Regions from separate parts of the Homo sapiens genome. Here region 1 is linked to region 2. The links are chromatin contacts, found by Hi-C in ENCODE. All regions are on one chromosome and are shown on one strand. The core of a region is the stretch at or near the end of the contact, and the rest is flanking DNA. Distances in the headings are between cores, read along the strand shown. Region 1 overlaps COQ8A (coenzyme Q8A). Region 2 overlaps ITPKB (inositol-trisphosphate 3-kinase B).

Region 1 (6,110 bases), core at 1,085-3,584, 340 kb after region 2:
GGTTTAGAGGAGATGACTTATCTCCTCTGTACCTATACATTGAGAAATGGACACCTACAGAAGTGAGACTTTAATGGATAGAGGAGGCACTAGAGAAGACTTGCCAGAAGGAGTTGAGCACTGCTTTGTGCATAGCTCTGTGGTGGTTCCTGGGGCCTTCACACAGGAACTTACAATCCACATCATTAAGGCAGAAGGGGAGAGAGGAAAAGGGGAGAGAGGAAGACAGGAAACAAAAAGTAAAGAAAGAGGAAGCAATAATATTATTTGATTCTGTGTAGAAAGGATTTTGAAATTTGACCTGTGAAAACAAGGAGATGCTCATATGAGAAAAAGCAGGTCAGTGGGCCAGGAATGAAGAGTAGAGGGAATGGACCTTTGGGTATCCTATTATTTTTAAAAGGTAAAAGGTTGGGGGTCCCTTACTCCCAGAAAAATACTTTGCTTTTAAATATAGCTTATGAGACTCTATTGGGTTTCCTAAGAGGTAAGGTAACTCTCTTATGTTAGAAAACAGGCATTGCTTAGGCTGTTGGCTCTTGTTGCTTAATTTCCCAAAGATGCCAGTACACTTCGGATACTGTTAATACACCAGCAGCAAAGCTCTCTCTGGGACCATTGTGCCCCATCCCCCCAAACTTTTGTGTCCCTCATCTCAGTGGTAAAATTTAAAACAAACATTGGGTGAATGGGCTTGGGGTGGTTATTTTTAAAATTTTGCATGTAAGGACATTTAAAACAAAGCACCACTTTATACCATCACTTTATTTATCTTTTCAAAAGGACATTTTAACAGTGCAAAAGTATAAAGTACGTGCTTTAAGACAGAGGAGAATAAATGGAATAACTTAGTTTTGTGAAAGACTCACAGTATCACTTGGTTTCTGGACACGGTTCGAGACCTGGCTGTGGCTTGCTGTGGCCTTGAGAGCCATCCCACAGCAGCAATGCTGTTGGACCCTTTGGCTGGGACCTTCAGGACCCCCTGCAACAGCACTGTGTGCCCTAACCTGCTGGCATGATGCCCCTTTGTTGACAGGGCTGCATACAAGGCCAGCGACAAGTGGCAGGCAGTGACGCCAGCCTGATTTGCTGAGGGCACACGCCATGCTTCCTGCAGTGCCAGTGCTCTTCTGGGTCCACTTTGCAGCAGGATAGATGTGTTCTAGATCCAAGAGTTCTGCACCCTCAGCAGGGGTGCGGGAGTGTAGTTTTTTGCCTTCTCAGGAGCCTCCTTGGAAAGGGGCTTTTCTGTGTATTTCAGGAGCTCTGTGTTGGAGATGAGAGAGGTTCTTATTCTCTCCTGTTACAGATGAGGAAGCTGAGCCAAGAAGAAGCATATGGCCCAGGGCCATATGGTTATTTGTGACATCCCTGGGACTAGAGCCCAGGCCTCTGTGGTGTGTGTGGAAGTCTGAGCCTGGCCAGGCTCTGTAATTAGGCCCCAGAGGGGCTATAGGGCTTCCCTTCCCCCACCAGTCCAGTTCTGGGAACAGAGGGACAGATCCTGAGAACCTGTGAGAGCAGCCGCTAGGAACTCCTCTCGCCTTCCCGTGCCCCTTCCTGCCATGCTGGGGGCTGCAGCCCCCTCCCCAGGCCCCCTGTCCTCCCCTGAGGCTGGGGGCAGCTGGAGGATGCCAGGTGGTGATAGAGAAAGACTGAACACTGGGGATTCAGGAACACCTTGAAGCAAAGGGAAGCCTCCTGGGCTGCTGCATTTTCTGTGGGGATTTCTTGTCTATTAGATGAGGATTGTTGGATGCCTCAGTAAAAGCTGGGCTTAGCGCAGCGCCTGGTTTATAGTTTGCTGCTGTTTAGCTGTATCTTTACCCCTTGCTGGTAGAGAAACTCCCCCGAGCCCTTCTCTGTAAACAGGCCTAGTTTCTGGCAGGTAAAGCCAAAGCCCCAAGGAACTTTACTTACTCACCCCTGCCCTTAAGCACTTTTCACCCAGCCTGCTAGGAAGGGCCCTGTTTGTTGGAAGTTGTTTGATGTTTTGCTTTTTTTAACCTCCTGGTGTCCATCTGGGCAGAAGCCGAGTGACTGCCCACAGGAGGGCCCTGTTTGGCTCTGATGACCTCCTAGAGGGACTTTTGGGAGGATGGGGCCTTGTGGGGGACTGGGCTCCAGAAGTCATAGGAGGTTGGCCTGCAGCCTGTGTTCCTGCCTGGGGGAGAGCCTGCCCCTCCCTCCCCTGTCATTCCTTCATTGCATAACTTCTCTCGGAGAAACATGTCAGAAGCTTTCCTGGAACAGGCCAGGAGGGAAGCAAGGCTGCTCACAGTGGCTTTAGAGCCTGGAGCTTGTGCTGGGGCTGGTTTTCCTCCAGGACGACCTTGCTGGCCACGTGGGCCAAGCCGGGGGCGCTCTTAGAATGTGGATCTGAGCAGGGAGAGGTGTGAGGTGTCCTGAGGGCTGTGGGGGTGCCGAGTGGGGTCCCACGAGGACCCGGGGAGTGCCGGCTGAGGTGCTCATCTTCTGGAGTTGCCTCCAGTGCTGGCTGGTTCTAATGGAGGGCAGAGGCTGGCCTGGGTTCCTGAGCAATGCGCTGAGTCTGGGGCGGGAGGGCCTCAGTTTATTCTGGGTTCACTGGTGCAGGAGCTCGTGAGGCCAAGGTCAGGGTTGCTGGCCAGCTGGGCTGGTTTCTGTCCCCTGGGGAGCCTGCCTGTCTGTCAGTGGGCAGCGCCTTGGCCTGGCACTGGGCTGGTCGGTCCTGAGGGACGTGTGGGGCCTGAGGCCTCCTCTGTGGAATGTTCTTTTGGTCATTTGTTTAATAACAGGTCCTTGCCAGTGGAGAGCTGTGTGCCTGAAAGTGGCCAGAGAACAGTTTGAGGGGGGTCCTGATGGAGGGTGATGAGGGGGACACACCTCTGCCTGCAGAAGGAGGAGCTCAATGTGGCCCACCCTACAGCTGTGGCATCTCCGGTAACCTGTGGATCCACCTGCCCCTCTCGTGGGCTTGTCTCTGGACTTGCTTCAGGCAGAGAAGAATCCAGACACAGAGAGACATTGGTGAAGGTCACTGCAGTGCACAGGCTAATGTTGCCTGTCTCCGTTTATTTCGCTAAGTCAGATCGTGTGCTCGAGTGCTGGCAGGGCAGAGGTGGGCAGGCATCAGGGAGTTAATGTTTAAACGGGGACTGTGTCTCCCAGCTCTGAGCCCAGGGCTTTCTACAGCGAGAGAAAGAGCTGATGTACCTGCCAGGCACCCCCATCCCAACACAGCAGACATCTGTACCATGTGTGTTGTCACTCCTGAGGGCCAGGAGGCTCAGCTTATCCTGCCCCATGCTGCCCAGTACGGAGCCGCCAGCCGCACGGGGCCTTGGAAATGCGGCTGGTCCACAGTGGGATGTGCTGAGTATAAAACACACATGGTGTTTGGAGACTTTGTGCACACACACAAGTGCAAAATATCTCTAATAATATTTATTTTGATTACTTGTTGAAATGATAACATTTTGGGTATATTAAGTAAATTATACTATTAGAATTCATTTTGCATGTTTCTTCTTGCCTTTTTCAGTGTGGCTGCTAGAAAAGTAACAATTATATGTGTGGCTTGCCTTCTATTTCTTTTGTTCTGCGCCGGCCCAGCCTTTTTGAATAGAGTCACGAGAACAACAGCAGCTGCTTGTGTGGCCTTTGTGTGTTCCTGGCCCGGCGAGTGCTCTACTCACGCCCGCACGACAGCCTGTGAGGCAGGGGCTGCCCAGACTGCTGGGGACGTGGAGGGTGCACTGTTGCCCAGGTGTGGGTAAAAATGTATCGCAAAAACATTTTTTTAAAAATTGAGTTGTCTTCTTTTTAGTTTTAAAATGTACTTTTCATTAAATTTTCAACAAGTTCTGTATTTTTCATAAAAGTCATGCATAATCACTGTAGAGAATTTGGAAACATGCAAGCAGATGCCAGTTTCCTTGCGCCTTAAACAGAGCGTCCTGGTGTGAGCCCTCTCCCCCAACAGCCCCCTGCTGCGATGTTGCCTGGCTGCCGGGCAGTGGGGCTGTGGCGCTGCGATGTTGTCTGACTGCGGGGCTGTGGGACTGCGATGTTGCCTGGCTGTGGGGCTGCGGGACTGCGGGGCTGTGGGACTGCGATGTTGCCTGGCTGCGGGGCTGCGGGACTGCGGGGCTGTGGGACTGCGATGTTGCCTGGCTGCGGGGCTGTGGGACTGCGGGGCTGTGGGACTGCGATGTTGCCTGGCTGCGGGGCTGCAGGGCTGCGGGACTGCGGGGCTGTGGGACTGCGATGTTGCCGGGCTGCGGGGCTGCGGGACTGCGGGGCTGTGGGACTGCGATGTTGCCTGGCTGCGGGGCTGTGGGACTGCGGGGCTGTGGGACTGCGATGTTGCCTGGCTTCGGGGCTGCGGGGCTGCGGGGCTGCGATGTTGCCCGGGTGCGGGGTGCGGGGCTCTCCGAGGCCGGCTCATCGTGCGGCCGCTCTGGTCTCAGCCCTGCCGGCCATGGTCACCGTGCCCAGCCAGGTGCTCTTCACCCTCTTTCTGCTCACCCATGCCTACCCGGAAAGCCAGCTACAGCTGGGTATAAAGGAAGAGAATACTGGCCCTGGGTGAGGTGTGGCATTAGTGGCACCTTCTGGGCTCCTGGGCAGGGGTGGGGAGTGGCTTTCTTGAGCAGCTGGGATCATTCATTGACTGATTTTTGGATAAATGAGGTGTTAGTGGACCTTGATTCGGAAGATTGTGAAAGAGGATAATGGGAAGGCCTGGCACCCCACGGTCCTCAGATGTCAGTGTTTGCCAGCCCCGCAGAAAGGGCAAGGTGGGCGAGAGGGCCTTCCATTACCCAGCGAGGGCTGCGCCTGAGCCCCGCGAGTTCCCCTGGCTTGGATTAGGGGGAGCCAAAAGTGTTCTCACTCTCACCACCAAGTGCTTTGTATGCCTGTGGCAACACCTTTCCTGTTCCAGTGAATTAGGGAAGTCTAGGTGATGGGAGGCTCTTCAGACAGACCTGAAGCGGGTGGTTGTGTTCTCAGGGTGCCCTGTGTGGTCGGGGTGACGTTGGTCTGTGGACCATCCCTGGTCCGTCTTCCCATTTGTGCTGGGTCCTTCCCAGGTGCTTCCCAGCTGGCATTACTTTGGGGTGTCCGTGTGCCCGTGAGCCTGTGAATTATCAAAGGTGATGGTGTGGAGTGGGGGATTCCTGAATCTTTTTCACTGAAACACCTACCTCGAGCCAAATGTTCTCTTAAAACAACAGGTGGCATCTCCCACCTTGTTCCCCACTTTTCAAAATGCTGGTGTGGCAGCGAGGGCCCCTGGTGCAAGCGGTGTCTGTGTGGTGCTGCCCCAGGCCTTGTGGGTGGGCGAGCGGGTGGCCCCAGCCCTGCGTGAGCACTGAGTGCCCGCCCCCTCCTCCTTGCAGGTCTGGCCGTGGGCCTGGGCTTCGGGGCACTGGCAGAGGTCGCCAAGAAGAGCCTGCGCTCCGAGGACCCCTCAGGTGAGCCGGGCCCTTCAGTGGGAGGGGCAGGGTGGGCCCCGGGAGGGTTGAGCCTGTCAGCCCCCAGCCCCACCTGTGCTCTGGGAGTGTCAGCCAGCTGGGCCGCATTTGCATGGGGTTCCACGTAAGTGGCGTCCCTGGGGTGATGAGGCTGTTCATACAGACAGATTGACCTGCTTTAGAGGGGGTGAGGCTGGAGGCCCTTCCTCCTCCCAGCCCAAAGTGGCCACCCAGCCCCTTCTTTTTGGCTGCCTGCACATCCACACGCCTTCTGCACACCTGGACACCTTACACACCCCCTGCACACCCACTGAACACCCACACACAACCCCTGCACACCCACCGAACACCCGCAGACCTTACCCCTTCCACACCCAGCGAACACGCGCACACCTTACACACCCCTTGCCCACCCACCAAACACCCGCACCTTACATACCCCTTGCACACCCACTGAACACCCACACACCTCCTTATACCTCCTGCACACCCACCGAACACCCACAGACCTTACACACCCCTTGCACACCCACCGAACACCCGCACACCTTACCCCTGCACACCCACCGAACACCCGCACACGTCACACACCCCCTGCACACCCACCAAACACCCACACATCTTACCCTCCACACACCCACGCACCTT
Region 2 (6,219 bases), core at 2,284-4,783:
ATAAGACAAGCTTTCTGCCCTCCAGACACTGCTCCCCACACCCCCCCACTGCCAGTTAGGAGGACGACAAAATTGGTTTTCAATCAAGGCACATTCTAGATTCAAATCCCTGCTCCCCACTTAGGTCAAGTTGCTTCATTTAAACCTCAGTTTCCTCATCTGTAAAACAGACTATAAATCTTTGTTCAGGGAATTGATCTGGGTAAAACGGGAACTCCGATGGGCGTGTTCAGCCCCAGTCTAGCTTAGAGTAAGGCCCCAGAAGCGATCGCTGCACCGGAGACCCCCCTACTTGGGGACAGTGCTTCTTGGTTGATGTTCTAGTCTCTGAGCTACTATTTCAAAGTTTCATGAGGGTTGAAAAGACTCATTTTGGAGAGTGGTTTATATTCTTTACAAATTAAAATGTTACCCAGTCTGACACCCACTCCCCTAACAGCCCCCATGTGGGCCCTCTAGCTTCCTAAGACTCCCCAGCCTGCCCCTCAGCCAGGTCTCAGGGCTGGGGGCCAGAAGGATCACACCACAGACAGCGCTGGTCTCCAAGGCTTTATTCAGGAAGGTTTGCATCTGTTTGACAGGCACTGTGCAGGGGTTTGTAACAGTTCAGTTTTCTCCAAGGTCCCATGGGGAGAGGGGTGCAGAACAGGAAGAGAGCCTCTCGGCAGGCGGGGGGGGTCCTCTCCTCCAGAACAAAAGGCACTGACGAGGTGACCACCCCAGAGCCAGGGGCTGGGTTATATACACATGGGGTGGACAGATGCAGAGAAACTCAAAGCTAAATACAACTGAAGGATGAAAGAGTCCATCTTACAGGGCCAGGGCTGCTTCTGGGCTCTTTCTACCAAGTGGGAAAGGAAGTTCAAAACAAAGGCAAAGCTTTCAAGGAGAAACAAGAGTCCAGCCTTTCGGTCTTAGTGTTCTGTGCAATTTTAAAACCCAACAAAATAAATATAACTTAAAAATGTCTTACATGACACTAAAGGCAAGCCTGGGAAAAGCAAGCAGTTGAAGAAACCTTCCGAGAATGCTAAGCAGTGCTGAATGCCAGGAACTCGTGGGGCCCCCCGCAGGACAGGGCAAGAGGACCCTGCGCCCATTCACCTGGGCACAGGTACACAGAGTTTGTCCTGCCTGCTGGCACATGCACTGCCAGGACCCAAGGAGTCCCTGTGGTGACGAGGGCTGGGCAGGCACGGTCTTCCAGGCTGCCAGGGCAGGGGTTCTGGGAGATTCCATTTCACAATCCATCTATCCCACTGAGACAAAGGGAAGGGCCAGATGGCAGGGAAGCGAGTGGCAAAATGGCTTGAGAGACAGAGTAGGTGTAGAAGAGAACTAGCACGGTAAATACAAAAAAAGAGAAAAAAAAAACAGAAAACAAAAACCCTAAGTAACAGAATAACCCTAAAATGATGCTACTTCATACTATGTTCACATATTTAATGTAACCCACAGCCAAGTATTGCCAATAAGAGGCCCCATGGGCCTCCTTTAATAAGCACATCATTTGCATATTAGCACATTGTTTGCAAACAGCTGGTGTCTGCCTAAAGTGCTTGGAACATTTTGTTCTCTTAAACAGGTCCCCTGTAATTTTTGTTCATATCATGATTTGCTTTAGCAAACTTCTTTCACAGATGGAGTAAGGATAACTTTTGGCCAGTCCATATTCATAGAATCTTTACGTCTGAATTAATGATGCCCCTGCCCTGCAAATGGCTGAAGCACAGACCACCAGGGTCCCTTCTAGCCCAAAAGTCACTATAGCTCCAGAGGCCCAGAGTTGACTTTGGCTCCCCAACGCCCCCGTCCTGCCTGCCTTCCAGATCACATGCTGCCACGAGGTCTCTCGTGCTCCACCGGGCGCGTGTGTGACCTTTAGCAAGTCGGCCCACACAGGAGCTCACCACTGTTTTAAACAAGAGCCAGGAAGTGTAAGTTGATTTCCTTTTTTAAAATCTGTACTTATACATCCTCATGTGTCCCACCCTCCACCCCCAGCAAGTGTCACTCACACTTCCAGCACAAAAGGGGAAATGTACATGTCCCGTGGGCAGGTTGACAGTTCCCCAGAGACCCCGGGGTGGTGGGGTGGGCAGTGGTTCCTCCAGACACACACACCTTGGTCCATAGTCTCCCTCTGTGTCCCTAGCTCCTGGACTCTCCCAGCTCCTGTACCTCTGACAGCAAAGGAGTGGGTGGCAAGCCCCAAGGAGCATGGGGCACAGAGCTGGGGGTTTTGTTCTTAAGAAGTCAGGCAAATTTTACATTCCCTTCCATATCAGACTCACTGGCTTTCAGTTAAAATTGGGCTTAAATAGGTTCTCCACGAATCTCCAAATGCAGAGACTTCAGGAAGAGGTGCCTGGAGCACGCCCTGGCATCCACCACATACCCTACAAGATACCCACACTACATTGGAGAAGCAGGAATCTAAGCCCTCCAGGCAGTAAGGCTTGTTTCAGAGGCAATAACAAATGATGCCAGGAGGCCACCGCGGCACCTCTGGAAGCCAGAAGCCTGCCTTCTTCCTGCCTGGCGCAGACCTGAGCTCCTCCCCTATTTCTATATCTGCAAGGGACTCTGGGCCCCATGACAGGAGCCCATGTATGCAGGCAGGGTTGACCAACTAGCACCAGGTAGGTGAGGGTCAAGAAAAATGTGCTCCTCCCTGGGGCCAGGGCCCAGAGACTCTATAGATCCCATCTTCCCCTGGTAGCACCCTTGGAGCTCAGCATGGCAGAGTGTGCCTTCTGAACTCATGGGTTGCAATTCCAAGTGGCACAGCTTCTGCTCGCCTCCTCTGGGAAGGCCTAGATCAGAGAACACAGCCAAGCTGGCTTCAGCCTTCTCTTGGCTCCTGGGTCTGGCCTGGAGCCGGCAGGTTTCCATACCAGATGGGTGGGGGGCCTTGCCTGAGCAGCCCTGGAGAGGCCACCAGGGCATCCCTGAGGCTGCTAATCGGAAGACACTTTGCTCACAGTCAACATGTGGTTCCCCGATGGTTTTGTGCCCCAACTACCAGAAAGCCCTGCTCCCAGCCAGGGACCAGGAACCCGGCCGGCCCCCTGGGCTCTCCGGTGGGGAGGCCCCGGCAGAAATAAGGCTGTGCTTGGCAGCACTCTAACAGCACTGGCCGCCAGGGGGCAGCAGGCCTCCGCAGGTGGTAGGTCCAGGCTGGTGCTTCCTAGGGGGCTCCCAGAGGCAGGGCTCATCTGGTAGGGTCCCCTCAGCAGCCAGGGACCCCCTCCAGCTCTACACCTGACCCACCTCTAAGACTGGGCATTTCTCTTCTAGTAGGTGACCCTCTCTACAAAAAGCAGTGCAAACACCACCTCCAAGCCCTGAAGTTAGGAAAATGACTAGAAACTCTCATCTCCTCTTCTACAAAGTGTCTTGTAGTGCAGTTCAGGAGGGTCAGTCAGGTGTAAGTGAAGGAAAAGTTAGGAACGAGAAAGGAAGCACAGGAGGAGGAAAGGAGGCCCAGGCGGGGGCCAGGGAGGGCGTGGGCAGCTCAGGCGAGTGGGGCATCCTGGGACATCTCGGTCAGGATGTCGACGAGGTTATTGAGCCCCGAGAGGTAGCCATCCTCCCGGTTCCCCTCCTGCCAGGGGACGTCATGCTGCAGGGTCTGGCCCTCAGGCAGGGGCGTGGTTTTCCCAAAGTCGATCATCCACACTTTGGCCTGTTCCTTCTTGTCGTGGATGAAGAGGAGGGAGCTGCCAATGACCTGAGGAGAACATGGGGGTGAAGGGTGAGCTGAAGCCCGGGCCTCGCCCTCCCCACTGCGGCCCGGGGCCTGGGTGACCAGGTGGGGAGGCTCGCTCAGGCCGGACAGTTGGGTGCCTGCAATTCCAATCCCCATTTTCAGACAGGCAGCAGAGCCGGCCCAAGAATGGCCATGCCTGGGCAGAGGGCATCGGGTTCCAGGGTCGGCGACCACCCTTCTGTGTGGGCAGCAGCAGGCACCCCTTCACCCCCTGACTCTGGCCTGCACACTTTCCACTCCTTCCCTCCCTCTTTCTTTCCTTCCTTCCTGCCTTCCTTCTTTTCCTTCCTTTCTTCCCTTCCTTCCTTCCTTCCAGACAGGGTCTTACTCTGTCGCCCCAGCTGGAGTGCAGTGGTGCAACCTCAGCTTACTGTAGCCTTGATCTCCTAGGCTCAAGCGATCCTCCCACCACAGCCTCCCGAGTAGTTGGGACTACAGGCATGCACCACGATGCCCGGCTAACTTTTTGTTTTTTATTTTTGTAGAGACAGGGTTTCACTATGTTACCCAGGCTGGTCCCAAACTCCTAAGCTCAAGCCATTCTCCTGCCTTGGCCTCGGAAAGTGCTGAGATTACGGGCATGAATCACACTGCACCTGGGCAAACTTTCCACTCTTTCTAGACCACAACCCAATCTGGGGCCTCGCCCTTCCGCCTCCTAGAACCTGACTCCTCCCAAACACTCTGCAGGGAACCACAGTGAAGGGGAAGGTGCCCAGGAGCGTCCAAACTATCCCGGGGCGGGGGTGGTGAAGAACCTGTTTCAAATGCACACAGCACCCCCACCCCAGCAGCACAACCCCTGCAGATTCAGCGTGGGCAGACCCTATAGGGCCTTCCCAGCCTGGCCCAGGGATAGTGGGCACCAAAGAGCCTGCCCCTCCTGGGTGAGCTCAGAGCCTCTGCATGGGAGCGAGGCGCTTTCCCAAATATGGCCACACATACCCCTGCATCACCTCAGTGGGGCCAGAGGAAGGCCGGGGGCACAGAAAGGGCTCAGGTGACATTCCAGCTTCCAGCAGTGCAGGGCAGGTGGGGCCCCTGGCGAGGCTGAGCCCAAAAAAGGGGCTTCCTCTTCGCAGGTGGAAAACAACAGACCCAAGCTGATTTGGCCTCTTTCTAGACCTTAAGGGAGACCCCAAAAAGTGTAGAACAAAATGCTTTTCCAAGAAATAAAAGCAGAAGTGTTGAAGAAGGGTGGGAACGGCTTTGAGACAGAGCTCTGTGGCCTTAAGTTCTCCCAGGCTTGGCCCCTGGGGTCAGGCAGCCAGGCAGCACCCCCATCGTCCAGAGAGGCAGCTGGGGCAAAGGGGGCTCTGGCAGGTGGCAGGAGGATGCTTCATCAAGTGGAAAGGAGAGGCCACAGGAGGAGCTGAGGGTCTGGGGGACAAGGAGAGCAAAGAACATTCCGAGAAGGACCGAGCTCCCTGCTAGGGGCACAGCAAAGCCTGAGTCTCCTCTCTGGGTGTGCCACCCCCTCCTCGCAGCCATCCTCTCCAGGCGCCCCGCAGGGAATGACATGCAGAGCAAGGTAGACCATCTGCCTGAGGAGGCCTGGTGGTGTAGTTTGCAGAAAGATGCACCGCCCTGCTGGCTGCCTCAGGGCTGACCCTATGAGTTCCTCCTGCTGGCTCCGCAGCCTTCTCTGTGGGCATAGGCTGAGGCTGAGGCCACCTCCATGTAAGACCCCATACAAGAGGACCTCCACAAGAGAGTCCCTACGAGAGGGGCTGCTTTCCTGAACTACCTACACAGCTGCAGGGAGCCGCAGGATCCCGCTTCACACCCACCCACCCATGGGATTAGCCAGCCCCAGGACTGCAGCTCTGTGTGTGTGTGTGTGTGTGTGTGTGTGTGTGTGTGTGTGTGAGACTGGGAAAGGCATGCATGTTTGTGTATGAGTGGGTGTGCACACAAAAATGTGTGTGGATATATGAATACATGTGTGTGTTTGTATACGTATGACTTGTGTTAATGTGCTGTATGAATGTGTGTGCATGCATGTGATTGATCTGCATGTGTGTGAATGTGTGTGATTTGTGAATGTGTGTGCATGTAGGGTTTGAGTGTGATCTGTGAAGGTGTGTGCATGTAGGGTTTATGAGTGTGATCTGTGAATGTGTGTGGTATAGGATTGATGAGTGTGGGATCTGTGAATGTGTGTGTGAATGTGTCATGTGGCTGGGGACCTGGACTCCCCATGTCAGGGTCTCACACCCCTCCAGGGAACCTGCCGACACCTCCCAGAGCCTCTCTCAGGTGTCTCAGTTCCCCACCTGCTGCCTGCTGCCCCTGCCAACCAACGTATGCAAAGTTGGGAGATTCCAGCCCTGCCCGAGAGTGGCACCTGAAGACCTGCCTGCCCTCCTCAGGGTCTCATCTGAAGATGTAGGTGGCGGTCGGCGGGTGCCTGGCTACTCTAGCAGCTCAGAGAGCTTCTGCCCTGA

The links. Hi-C counts contacts between places; a loop is a spot of excess contacts on that map. Pooled maps may share reads with other maps.
Region 1: a map of sigmoid colon shows a loop between it and region 2 (2.1-fold over the local background). The contact joins two enhancer-like sites. A Hi-C loop is called at or near these places in 3 of 168 maps with a recorded cell type or tissue (PC-9, endothelial cell of umbilical vein and sigmoid colon) and 3 of 50 pooled maps.

Annotation. Positions count from the first base shown.
Region 1 is chr1:226,972,062-226,978,171 of GRCh38, forward strand. COQ8A (coenzyme Q8A) reads left to right here. Exons shown (of 15, transcript NM_020247.5): 5 at 5,388-5,462. Among named protein-coding and RNA genes, the nearest start is that of COQ8A, 35 kb to the left of the region's middle. RefSeq lists an enhancer at 1,767-2,380. Within about 2 kb of position 2,335, at least 22 of the 41 ENCODE cell types and tissues checked have a DNase peak (open chromatin) inside an H3K27ac peak, as active enhancers do; they include sigmoid colon, where a contact is called at or near this core.
Region 2 is chr1:226,631,154-226,637,372 of GRCh38, forward strand. ITPKB (inositol-trisphosphate 3-kinase B) reads right to left here. Exons shown (of 8, transcript NM_002221.4): 8 at 537-3,733. The coding sequence ends at 3,518. Among named protein-coding and RNA genes, the nearest start is that of ITPKB-IT1, 41 kb to the right of the region's middle. RefSeq lists enhancers at 1,755-1,904, 4,011-4,794. Within about 2 kb of position 3,534, at least 20 of the 41 ENCODE cell types and tissues checked have a DNase peak (open chromatin) inside an H3K27ac peak, as active enhancers do; they include sigmoid colon, where a contact is called at or near this core.